Regions from separate parts of the Homo sapiens genome. Here regions 1 and 3 are each linked to region 2. The links are chromatin contacts, found by Hi-C or POLR2A ChIA-PET in ENCODE. All regions are on one chromosome and are shown on one strand. The core of a region is the stretch at or near the end of the contact, and the rest is flanking DNA. Distances in the headings are between cores, read along the strand shown. Region 1 overlaps LOC124903499 (a long non-coding RNA gene). Region 2 has its middle 68 kb from the start of SLTM. Region 3 has its middle 100 kb from the start of LIPC.

Region 1 (3,968 bases), core at 817-3,316, 640 kb after region 2:
ACAGGATTATCAGGAAGATTAAGTTAGTTAATACTTCTAAAACACACGGTGAACACTCAATAAACGTTAGCTATTATTATTCAGTTCTGTTAATTTTTCAATATCAATTTTTGATACTTTCATTCCCTCTGTTTTCTCAACTCCATTTTCTGAAATATCTATTATGTGAAAATTGGTCTTCCTGAATTCTCTATGTCTTTTATATTTTCTGTTAGATTTTCCATATCTTCGTGTTTTTGTTCCATTTTGCAAGAGATACTATCTTCTTTATATTCTAAGTCCTCTATTGAATTTTTATTTTGGTATCATGCTTAAAGCTGCCAAGATTACTTTGTTCTCTAATTGTTTCATTTTAATCATATTCTGTTCTTTTTTGGGGAGAAAGAATATCTAATATAGTCTCATATGTTTGGGGTTATTAAGTAGAAGTTTTAAAGTCCACCCTCTGTATCTGACACTTTCATCTATTCATTTACTTTTTTTTCTTCTTTTGGTCCTTTGGTTGGGGGGCTTCTAGAGGAGGGTGGGAAGTTCCCTCCAATGGCTGATGATCCTTGGTTGTTTGTTTATATTTAAGATTGTGGCAGAAATAAACTGATTGGAAGCTCTGTGAGTTATTTTTGTGTATTGGGGTGAGGGCGATATGTGGAAGCCCCTTCTCTGTGGGCATTTTCTTTCTCTGGGGAGGAACCTTCCTCTCCCCTGCCTGGGGCGGAGCTGGAGCCCTCAGTGTGTATTCAGGGCAGAGGAAGTTGCCTGTGTTCCATCCCATCGCTCCTACTCTTTCAGCTCATCCGATTTGCTTCTGTGCTCTGCTATAGCTGGAGTTCCAGCTCCTTCTCTGCAGCCATTCCCTTTCTCTGGGGAGGAACCTTCCTCTCCCCTGCCTGGGGCTGGGCTGGAGCCTTCAGTGTGTGTTCAGGGCAGAGGAAGTTGCCCGTGTTCAATCCCATCGCTCCTAATGTTTTCAGCCCACCTGACTTGCTTCTGTGCTCTGCTATACCTGGAGTTCCCAAGACTGAAGCCTCTCTACCTTCCAGTTTCTGCAGAGAACAACTCTCTAGTCTCCTCACCAAGGGACTCACAGTCGGCCACTGGTGAAGGGAGTGGGGGCTGCTGGTTTCTACTCTTTAGCACAAGGACCTCAAGATAAATGCCACTCTCCTTTCATCTGGGTGCCTGGCCCCTCTGAGCTCAAGTCCCTGCCAGCTCGGTAGGCTCTCCTTGGAGAGTGGTGGTCTCCTTTCCACCTATCTGCTCTCCCACTTCCAGAATTCCATCAGGGTCTGCTTTCTACATCCCCTCCTGTTCTCTTCATCCTTCTGGATTTATAACTCCACCTCTCTACCCTCTCCCAGCCCACCAGCCAGCCCACTTTGACTTCATTTGAGTGGGTCTTTAATCAGACGAATTTTGCCAGGAATGCCCAGTTAAGTTTGAAAGTCCAGCCTTCTACTATTTAAAAAAGAATGTTATATGCCCCAACAAGGCCAATAAAATAATTTTCAATACCTGGCCATTCACTCAAACAGGAACAAGGTGAGCTGAAAAACTTTGAAGCTATTTGGAGGGGTTCTTGGGAGCTTTTGCTACTGAGGCCAGCATTTCTTCTCCATGCCCCTACGCTCTCTGACTGTTTGAGCTTCTCCTCTATTCTTGGGCATTTCTGATGTTGCTCCAAGTGCCTGTTCCTTTGCCTTAATGGCAATGCTTCCCTTCCCCTCTCATTATCTTTTCCTTTTTGATCCCAGGTGTAGGGTTACAGATTTGGCAAATAGGATGCCCAGTTAAATTTGAATTTCAGATAAACAACACATAACATGTTTAGTATAAGTAGGTCCTATGCAATATTTGGGACCCACTTATATTAAAAATATATTTTGTTTGTTGTTTACCTGACATTTAAACTTAACTGGGTGTCCTCTAGTTTATCTGGCAGCTCTATCCAAGTGGGCTTCCTTTTATTCCCTGCAAAACAAGATAGGTCTGAGTCAGGAGAGCCAGTCTGTATCACAAAAGGGCCTTGTCCTCACTGGATTTCTGTTCTTAAAGGGACCCACAGCTATTTACATAACACATGGCAGCCTAACACCCATGCAATTGTAAATTACAGTCTGCTTATTCATTGTCGAGTTAGGAACTCAACCATATTTCTCAGCTGTCTTCAGTTCTCCTGCTTCAGATTCAATAAATAAATGTCTTGTTCTAGCATTGTTTGTGCCATTGTGTCGCCTTGTTCCTTGTCTGTTCCCATTGCAGTCTTCAGCACTCGGAACTCCCGTGCTCCCCCCGCCCCCAACTCCGCCCCCCACCCCCCTCCCTGGTAGGCACCACGTGAGATCTCCCTGCCATCCCAGTGGGACATTGCTCCCATGGTCAGCATCTCCGTTTCATTCTTTGCAGGATTTGGAGGTAATTCTAACTAGATCTCTGTTTTTGAGAATGTTACCACATCCTGTGGCTTTCCTCCTCAATAGGCGTCGGCAGGTACCAGGTGTAGTATACCTGCAGGATTTGTTAGGACTCTGCCCGAGAACATGAACTTGACAAAGAACTCTTGCCCTGAAGAAAAGCTAAATTATGGTTGTACCAATTACATGAAAGAATACAGGAAATGAATATAATGGATATAAAGTGCTCAGGAAAGCAATGCACAAAATAACATTAACATTTTCATCTGGTCCCTGTGGAGTCATTCTTTGTAAGGTCATTCCTTGAAGAGTTTTCTTTTCAAGTTGTAAGCCTGTACGTCTTATTTCACCATGAAGAACTCTGCCTGCTACATTCCTGAGGCAATCCAAGGGGTCAGCTATTAACAGAGCTGGGCTAAATATATCCCTTCCAGGAGCCTCCAGCCTCTGTTCCAGAGTCACATCCTGTGTCAGCTGGAGCAGATTCTCTCCTGCTTCCCTGCCACCAGCAGCCTCATCAGAGGCCTCAAGGTGTCCAAAGAGGTTGGCATGATAAACTGAGGGACTTCCTTGAGGACCTGTCTGTTTACCTGAAACAGCTGGTCTACCTGCTCCCCGCTGCAACTTCACCAGCCTCTATACATTTGTGTATCTACTACACATCATACCTGCCTCCACCTAAAATACAAAGCACAATCTTAACCTCACAGCAAAGACTCACACCGAAGGAGGGTTTTTATACATGAGATTCGAGGGGTTCATCAGATAGGGGAGTATTTGGCTTTTTTCTATTGGGAAGAGATGAAGGTCTTAGAGCAGCAAGTCTGAAATGAAAGCCTATATTTTTCTTTTGGTCTGCTTGGGAGTAGGGGTGCCCCTGGGTGTGGGACTTTCAGTGCTAACACTGGGGCAGTGTTGGGTAAACTGGGACAGTCGGTCTCCCTCCATAGCCTTCACCACCACTATCCTTCCAATTCCCTTCACCGCTATTTCTTATACTGGCTGAGAGAAGGAGAGACTAAGAGGTCAGAGCTTGAAATGGAGCTTTGGAAGTTTTCACCAAACCCATTCCAGATATCTTAGGGGTTTCACACTAAAACAACATTAGGAGGGATCAATAGTCACCTTCTTTGAAGGTGTTTGTGAGAAAAAGAACCTTAAGAGATTGAAGGGAAAGATGTATAACTATAGTTTTAGTTTGTAAAGTCCTTCTAAAGAGCTATTTTAAATGTTTGTATATCGCTAGCTTGAATTTTATTTTCCAGTAAATGTTTCTAATACATAAAAAATGGAAACGTTTGTGATTACAAGTCTGTAGGGTTTGAACCCAGAGCTACAGTCTGTAATTTTAACAAATCCTCCACCTATTGTTTTGGACTTCACAGTCCGTGGCACTCTGCCTCCACCTGGTGGCAGTGTACCTAAATTAAGTCGGGTTCCTCCCTCCCGTCTCCATATTTTTGTGTGTGGTAAGAGCCTCACTTTTGGGAATTGTATCTTACAAGCCAAATTATAAAGATATTAATTTGTCACATACTATCGTCCTTATTTAGAATT
Region 2 (4,194 bases), core at 677-3,176:
TGACCCGGAAGGAGGGTGAGGATAGAGAAGCCAGAGTCAGCACAGAGGTGCTGGGAGGCGGGAGCAGAGGAGGGGCGAGCTGTATCCCAGACAGTAAGAGGGGAGAGTGTTTGGGGGCTGGTCAGGCTGCATAAGAAGGCAGAGGGACAAGGCCACTGAGTTGGGTGGCGCAGAAGCCAAGTGGCAGCCTTGACAGGAGCTGTTCCCTCTGGAAGAAAGGAAGGACCCCCGGCTGCTGTGGACTGAAGGCTTTTGCTCGCTTTGCCTCACCTAGATGCCCCCTTTCTGCTGCTACATCCCAGCACCCAGCAGGCACTCGGTACACACCTACGATGAACACCCGACTGCTCTGACTCTTCACCCTCCCACCACTGGTGACTCCAGCCTCACTGCTAACACTCCCTTACTCACGGGCCCCTCTGCTGCTCGAGGCGCCTCAGGGCCTTTGCACTGGCTGTTCCCGTGGCCTGGACCACTCTTCTCAGAGGTCTCTGCGTGGCTGCCCGCTGCTCATCACCCAGGCCCCACACAGCCCCCACCGGGCACGTGAGAGTGTCAGGTATTGAAAGGACAATATTTTGAAGACATTAGGGTCAACGAGCAGATTATCAAAACTAAATTCACCTGTTTCTTTTCACTTTTTTTTTTTTTTTTTTTTTTGAGACGGAGTCTCGCTCTGTCGCCCAGGCTGGTGTGCAGTGGCGCGATCTCTGCTCACTGCAAGCTCCGCCTCCCGGGTTCCCACCATTCTCCTGCCTCAGCCTCCCAAGTAGCTGGGACTACAGGCGCCCGCCACCACGCCTGGCTAATTTTTTTGTATTTTTAGTAGAGACGGGGTTTCAACCTGTTTAGCCAGGATGGTCTCGATCTCCTGACCTTGTGATCCGCCCGCCTCGGCCTCCCAAAATGCTGGGATTACAGGCGTGAGCCACCGCGCCCGGCCTCTTTTCACTTTTTTTAACGTGGCGACTAGAACACGTAAGATGGCGTCTGCGGTTCACCTTACACATCCTCCCTGGAGAGCGTACTCTAAACCAGGATGCAAGCTTCCCCTACAGGGCAAGACAGGAAATGCTTCCAGCTTCTCAGGCTCTCTGTCATAGTCACGGTGGCAAGAGTCAGCCACAGATGACGTAAGTGAATGGGTGTGGCTGTGCACCAAGACTTCACAAACACAGTTGCTGGGCTGGGCTGGGCGGGCCCCAGACAGTGAGTCGGCCCATACCTGCTGTGTGAAAGAATCCAAACCTGGGGCCGGGCGCGGTGGCTCACACCTGTAATCCCAGCACTTCGGCAGGCCAAGATTAGGCGGATCACCTGAGGTCAGGAGTTCGAGACCAGCCTGGCCAACAATGGTGAAACCCCATTTCTACTAAAAATACAAAAAATTAGCTGGGCATGGTGGCGGGCGCCTGTAATCCCAGCTACTCAGGAGGCTGAGGCAGGAGAATCACTTGAACCTGGGAGGCGGAGGTTGCAGTGAGTCGAGATAGCGCCACTGCACTCCAGCCTGGGCAACAAGAGCGAAACTCTGTCTCAAAAAAAAAAAAAAAGAAAAAAAAAAGAAATAATAAAAAAAGAAGAATCCAAACCTGCCCAGAGAGAGGCCTGGCTTTTGCCCTCCGCCCTCGGGAAGTCATCTCTGAGCCCTTGGTGTCTCGCGCATGAGGAGGGTCTGACTGCCTGGGGCCCTCAGGCCAGCCCGACAGCAAGATGGATTTGGGGTGGAGTTTGGGCCAGGTGGTATCCTTGAGCTTCCGGGGCTGGAGGCTGAGGTCAGCCACACAGATCGGGGAGGAGTCCCCAGTAAGAACCCGGGACACCAAGATCTGAGGAGGGTCCCTGGCTGGCAACACTCCCTGCGTGCCGGGAGGAGTGAAGGGAGAGGACAGCTGATAACTGGTCTCCGTGGAGCCTTCCGGGCCCTCTTCCTGGCTGCTTCCAGCGCGTCCTTCTCTGTGATAAGCCGTGACTGTGAACATGGCTGTGAGTCCTTCTAGAGAACTCGCAAGTATGCCAAGGTCTTGGGGGCCCTACTGACTTGCAGCTGGTGTTGGATGGAGCCCCACATGGACTGTCCCTCCTTGCTGCGCCATGGCCTCCCCACCGTGGGTCACACTGGTTTTCGGGGGCTAAGCAGCGGTTTTCCCTCCGCTTCCTCCTGGCTTCCCCGCTCCCCTGCCTCCTCCCCTCCCCCGTCGCAGCCCCGTCAGGCTCACCCAGAACTCTTCCAGCAGGGCCACCGCCTCCTCCCAGCTTAGCGGCTGACGGCTGCACACCCAGGCCTGCGTGTCGGCTGGCAGCGCGCTCAGAAACTGCTCCAGCACCAGCAGCTCCAGCATCTGCTCCTTGGTGTGCACCTCGGGCCGCAGCCGGTCCCGGCACAGGGCGCGTAGCAGCCCCAGCGCCTCGTGCGGGCCCGGCGCCTCGCCCAGGTGGAAGCGGCGGAAGCGGTGCCACGAGGAGCCCAGCGCCAGGCCCTCGGCCTCCTGCTTCAGCGGCACCGTCAGCTCCATGGGGCCTCCTGGACGGCAGCGCCTGCCCCGCGTGGCCCAGGGTGCAAAGAGGTCTCTGTGAGGGGCGGCGCTCACTCGGGCGGTGAGGAAAGGGTGTCTGTCTCGTGGGATCCCACGGAGTCAAGTGCCGGCTCTGCCCCTCGTTGGGCCCCTTCCGCGGCTTCTGTACCTCAGTCCTGCAGCTCCTCCCGCAGCCTGTCCTACAGCACAAAGGCTCTGGAGCAAATTCCAGCTCTGCCTCCCACCAGCTCTGTGTCCTTGGACAAGGTACAAGGCACCTTTTGTAATACACTGTCTCTCCATGTCCTTGGCTCACTCTCTCAGGCGAGGCCTCCCAAGCCTCTTTACCTCCGCGCACATGTGCACAGAGCTCACCGGAACTCCTCTTACACATTTTTGATTATTCGTTGCTGGTACCTAGAAATACTATTTTTGTGTATTGATCCTTCTAGCCAGTGACTTTGCAGAATTTACTTATTAATTCTAGTAGCTTTACTTTAGATGACTTAGGGTTTTCCATGTATACGATCATGTCTTCTGGGAATAAAGGCAGCATTATATCCTCCTTACCAATTTCAATGCCTTTTCTCTCCCTTGCCTTGCTGCATTGGCTGGTGTCTCCAATAGAGTGTCGAAAAGAAGTGCCGAGGGTAGACATTCTTGCACAGTTCCCAATTTTAGAAAGAAAGCATTCGGGCTTTCACCATCATTAAGTGTGGTGTCAACCTTGAGTTTGTCACTTACACCCTTTATGAGGCTGAGGAAATTCCCTTCTGTTCCTAAAATGCTCAGTTTTTATTACAAATGGGTATTAAATTCTGTCAAGGGCCGGGCGCAGTGGCTTACGCCTGTAATCCCAGCATTTTGAGAGGCCTAGGTGGGCGGAGTTTGAGACCAGCCTGGCCAACATAGTGAAACCCCGTCTCTACTAAAAATTCAAAAAAAAAAAAAAAAAAAAAAAAAAAAGCCAGGCGTGGTGGCACTGGCCTGTACTCCCAGCTACTTGGGAGGCTGAGGCAGGAGAATCTCTTGAACCCAGGAGGCGGAGGTTGTGGTGAGCGGATATTGAGGCATTGCACTCCAGCCTGGGCAACAGAGTGAGACTCGATCTAAAAAAAAAAAAAAAATTCTGTCAAATGCTTTTTCTATATCTGTTGAGATGATATGATGGTATTGACAGGGGTTTTCCCCTTCATTCTGTTAATATGGTGAATTACATTGATATTAAAATATTAAACCAATCTTGTAAGTCAGGGAAAATTGACACTTGGTTATGGTTATATATATATATATCTTACTGGATTTGATTTGTTAAAATTAAAAACTTTTCTTTTTCGAAACCACTTTATTGGCCTGGTGCAGTGGTGCACGTCTGTAATCACAGGACTTTGGGAGGCTGAGTTGGAGACCAACATGGACAACATGACGAAACTCTGTCTCCACTAAAAATACAAAAATTAGCTGGGGGTGGTGGTGCACGCCTGTAGTCCCAGCTACTCAGGAGGCTGAGGTGGAAGTCACTTGAGCCCAGGAGGTCAAAGCTGCAGTGAGCTAAGATCCCACCAGTGTACCCCAGCCTGGGAGACAGAGCAAGACCTTATCTCAAAACAAACAAACAAAAAACAAAGCAACAACAACAACAAAAAAGCTGCTGCAGTGGCTCACGTCTGTAATCCCA
Region 3 (3,823 bases), core at 587-3,086, 540 kb after region 2:
ATCTTCGCAGGGAGCCAATCCCCGGAAGGCTGCAGGCTTCTGGATTTGCAGTCTGAGTTTGCAGCATCTGGTGAGGAGGGCTCTGGGAAGAGGCCCACAGCTGGGTGGGAGTGACCACAACACTTCCTGCCCTCTTCCACTTTCAAAACCACATCAGCCAGGCTGAGGGATCTTAGCTTCTTCTTGCTCCAGGAAGTGGGTCTTAGAATTATCACATCACAGGGAATTAGGAGGGAGATGCTGAATTCTCTAATCTAGTGACTTTCCTGTCTTTTGTTCTGTTTTATTTTAGGAGCAGGACAAACAGGGAGGGGAGGGTTTGCAGCCTGCAGGCTGAGCCTCCCTCTCTTTTTCTTCCCTACTCTGGGCTAGACTAATTTGTCTCAAAGGCTCTTCCGCTTTTACCATTCTGTAGTTCATTGTCAGATTTCAAAATAACACATTCCAGCAGTGTTGAGCATGTGGGCAAATTCTGATGAAATAATACCATTTCAGTAAAAAGAAAAAAACCCGGTTCTGTCACTTTTATTAGCTATGGGATCATAGTTAAACCTCAATTTCCTTATCTGTAAAATGAAGAAAATAAAAGTACCTATCTCAGAAGGTCTTTGGGAAGATTGAATTAAGATAATAAAGGTCAACTCTTGCTCAACACAGTCCTATCCATAAACATAGGCAATAGTGTTGCTGAATAGAAAATAAAAGCTGGTGGGACCCACGGTCTCCTAGGGAGACAGTAGGAGCCGGGTGCTGCTCCAAAGTCTGGGGGCCCATTCTATGCTCTGTGGGTCTCCTGAAGGGACTCAGTGAATTCTCGGAGGAGACACCTTGCAACACGTTCCTGTGCAAATCCTGCAGGAAATCTAGGGGTTTCTCCCTGGACTTGGTTGGCTTTAACCCCTTCTCCTGGCCTCGTGTATGCCCCACTTCAGGAGGGAGGACAGCTTCAGTAAATGCACTAGGATCCAGAGAGGTAAGTAGCAACTTGTTTATGCAGCCATTCATTTATTCACTCATTCATCCAGCAAAGACTCTGTACCCATCTATACGTGGCAGTGCAGCCAAGGCTGGGAGGATTCAGAGATGACTGAGCCTGGGTCTTTCTCTTAGCAGCTGTGGGGAGGGGCCAGCTTCCTCGGGGCTCAGCTTTTTTCTCAACTCCCACCTTGTCTCCTCCCTCTCCTGCCCATTAGTCTTGGGCTCTGGTGATTTTAACTTGAAAATGACCCTTATATTCATGGGCCTCTTCCTCCTAGGCTGCTACTTGAAACCCCAGAAGTGGGTGAGATTGCCAAAGGACAGAATATCCGGAAAAGAGAATTTACATCAGTGTGAAATCTTGGGAAATGTGTACATATGAAAGAAGGATGTAGAAAAAAAAAAAAAGGCTTTGGAGGGGGCAGGCACTGGTGGATGTCCAGGTGTTACACAGGGGGTGGGGGAGCCCAGCTAAGGCTGCTGGATGATGAGTAGCCTGGGGAGCAGCACACAGGAGCAGGTAGGTTTGTGCTTTTAAGAAAAGCGGACTGTCTAAGCAGGTAGTCAGCCTCAGGCTGCAGATAGGACAGTGGACAGGGTTCGGTGGCCAGAAATTCTCGGGGCTGGATGATTCTCAGAAGTCCAAAGCTGGGGAGCAGCATCAGATTTCAGGCTTCTGCCTCTGGCCAGACCCCAGTCCCGGCAATGAGGCGGAGTTCTGCCAAGAACAAGGCAGTTTCTAGTTCTAAAGTGGTGGAACAGGATAAGGATTCAATTTCCCACACTGGGCATTCGGTTAGGGCCAGCCCAGCAGGGAGGGGGTTGGCCTGCAGGCACAGATCTGGTGGCCTCAGCTGGGGGAGAACAGGTCTGGCAGGGGTTGGGAACTAGGCTGGGCTGATGTTCCCAGAGAAAGGTAAACACAAGGAAGTACGTCTGAGGTAGAATTGATTAACTGGGTTGTTGGGCTAGATTGATTGGAAGATTGTGACCTTTGCCTTTGATATCATCGTGGGCCAACCACAGGGAGTATCTTCTCCTCATTCAGACACAAGTGCATAGACTATAGGCCCATCAAACAATATTTTACAATTGACAGATGTCTATGTCTGTGATTCATCTGGTCCTCATCCCAACCTTGTGCACGAGGAAGGGGACGTCACATTTTCTCCATTTTGCAGATTAAGAAACTGGGTCACAGTCAGAGAGGGGAACTTGCCTGAGAAGGCAGCTGTAGGCCAGGAGCCAGGATGGGCATTCAGGGCCAGGCTCAGGCTACAGTTCCCTGGGGCCTCTCCGGTCTTTTTTTTTATTTTGGCAAAAGGAGGATAGTGGTTGAAGGTAGACTTCAGGTCCTGCCCCTTCCCGACTTGCGTGATCTGGGGCAAGTTGCTTACCCTCTCAAAGCTTCCATTTCCTCATTTTTAAAGCTAATTAATTAATTAGTTAATTAAACACATAAAATTGACATGTAATAATTGTACATATTTATTGGGGACACAGGAGTATTTTGTACATATATACAATGTATACTGATCAAATCAGAGTAATTAGCATATCCATCACCTCAAAGATTATCATTTTTTTGTGTTAGGAACATTCAAAATTCTTTCTTCTAGCTATCTGAAAATACACCATAGATTTTTATTAACTACAGTCACCCTACAGTGCTGTAGAACACCAGAACTTACCCTTCTAACTATCTGTAATTTTGTGTCCATTAACCAAACTTTCCCTATTTTCCCCTTCCTCCTACTCTTCCTACCCTCAGAGAACCACAGTTCTACTTTCTACTTCTATGAGCTCAATGTTTTTAGCTCCCACGTATGAGTGAGAACACATAATATTTATCCTTCTGTGCCTGACATTTTTTCCCTAACATAATGTCCTCCCAGCTCATCCATGTTCCTGTGAATGACGAGATTTCATCCTTCTTTATGGCTGAATAATATCCCATTGTGTGTGTGTGTGTGTGTGTGTGTGTGTGTGTGTGTGTGTGTGTGTGTGTGTATCTCACGTTTTACTTACCTATTTATCTGTTGATGAACACAGTTGATTCCATATATTGGCCACTGTGAATAGTGCTGCAAATAAACAAGAAGGTGCAGATATCTCTTTGATATACAGATTTTCTTTCCTTTGGGTAAAAATCCAGTAGTAGGATTGCTGAATCATACAGTATTTCTATTTTTTAGTTTTTTGAGGCACTTTTGTACTGTTTTCCATAATTGTTGTACTAATTTACATTCTCACCAATAGTGTACAAGACTTCCCTTTTCTCTGCAATCTCACTGACATTTGTTATTTTTTGTCTTTTTCATAGTAGCCATTCTAACTGGGGTGAGATGATATCTCATTGTGGTTTTGATTTGTATTTCTCTGATAATTCGTGATACTAAGCATTTTGTCATATACTTTTTAATTATTTCTATGTCTTCTTTTGATAAATGTGTATTCAGATCCTTAGATGACAGGATCTCCTATATAGAAAAACCTAAGTACTCCACCAAAAGACTCTTAGAACTGATAAGTAAATTCAGTAAAGTTGCAGATAAAAAAATCATTATACAAAAAAAACCAGCATCTCTATACACCTGTAATAAACTAGCTAAAAAGCAATCCCATTTGAAATAGTTACAAATAAATAAATAAAATATCTAGAAATACATTTAACAAATGAAAGATCTCTACAATGGAAATTATAAAACACTGATGAAAGAATGGAAAGGACATAGAAAAATGGAAAGATGTCCAATATTTATAATTGGAAGAATATTGTGAAAATGACCACACTTCCCAAATCCGATCTACAGATTTAATGTGGTCATTATCAAAATACCAGTGG

The links. A loop is a pair of places that touch in the nucleus more often than their neighbours do. ChIA-PET counts read pairs that join two places held with the same protein, here RNA polymerase II (POLR2A). Pooled maps may share reads with other maps.
Region 1: a loop to region 2 is called in a map of PC-9, with 7 times the contacts of the local background. The contact joins two enhancer-like sites. A Hi-C loop is called at or near these places in 9 of 168 maps with a recorded cell type or tissue (Caco-2, Calu3, HCT116 and 6 more), 13 of 37 single-sample maps with no recorded cell type and 10 of 50 pooled maps. POLR2A ChIA-PET finds 5 or more read pairs at or near these places in 2 of 52 experiments (AG04450 and HepG2).
Region 3: a map of PC-9 shows a loop between it and region 2 (5-fold over the local background). The contact joins two enhancer-like sites. A Hi-C loop is called at or near these places in 1 of 168 maps with a recorded cell type or tissue (PC-9) and 1 of 50 pooled maps. POLR2A ChIA-PET finds 5 or more read pairs at or near these places in 1 of 52 experiments (WTC11).

Annotation. Positions count from the first base shown.
Region 1 is chr15:58,227,754-58,231,721 of GRCh38, reverse strand. The region is part of intron 1 of LOC124903499 (a long non-coding RNA gene); the gene reads right to left. Among named protein-coding and RNA genes, the nearest start is that of AQP9, 91 kb to the right of the region's middle. Within about 2 kb of position 2,066, at least 3 of the 41 ENCODE cell types and tissues checked have a DNase peak (open chromatin) inside an H3K27ac peak, as active enhancers do.
Region 2 is chr15:58,863,328-58,867,521 of GRCh38, reverse strand. It overlaps the pseudogene ZNF444P1. Among named protein-coding and RNA genes, the nearest start is that of SLTM, 68 kb to the left of the region's middle. Within about 2 kb of position 1,926, at least 10 of the 41 ENCODE cell types and tissues checked have a DNase peak (open chromatin) inside an H3K27ac peak, as active enhancers do; they include PC-9, where a contact is called at or near this core.
Region 3 is chr15:58,328,329-58,332,151 of GRCh38, reverse strand. No RefSeq gene overlaps it. Among named protein-coding and RNA genes, the nearest start is that of LIPC, 100 kb to the left of the region's middle. RefSeq lists an enhancer at 1-278. Within about 2 kb of position 1,836, at least 11 of the 41 ENCODE cell types and tissues checked have a DNase peak (open chromatin) inside an H3K27ac peak, as active enhancers do; they include PC-9, where a contact is called at or near this core.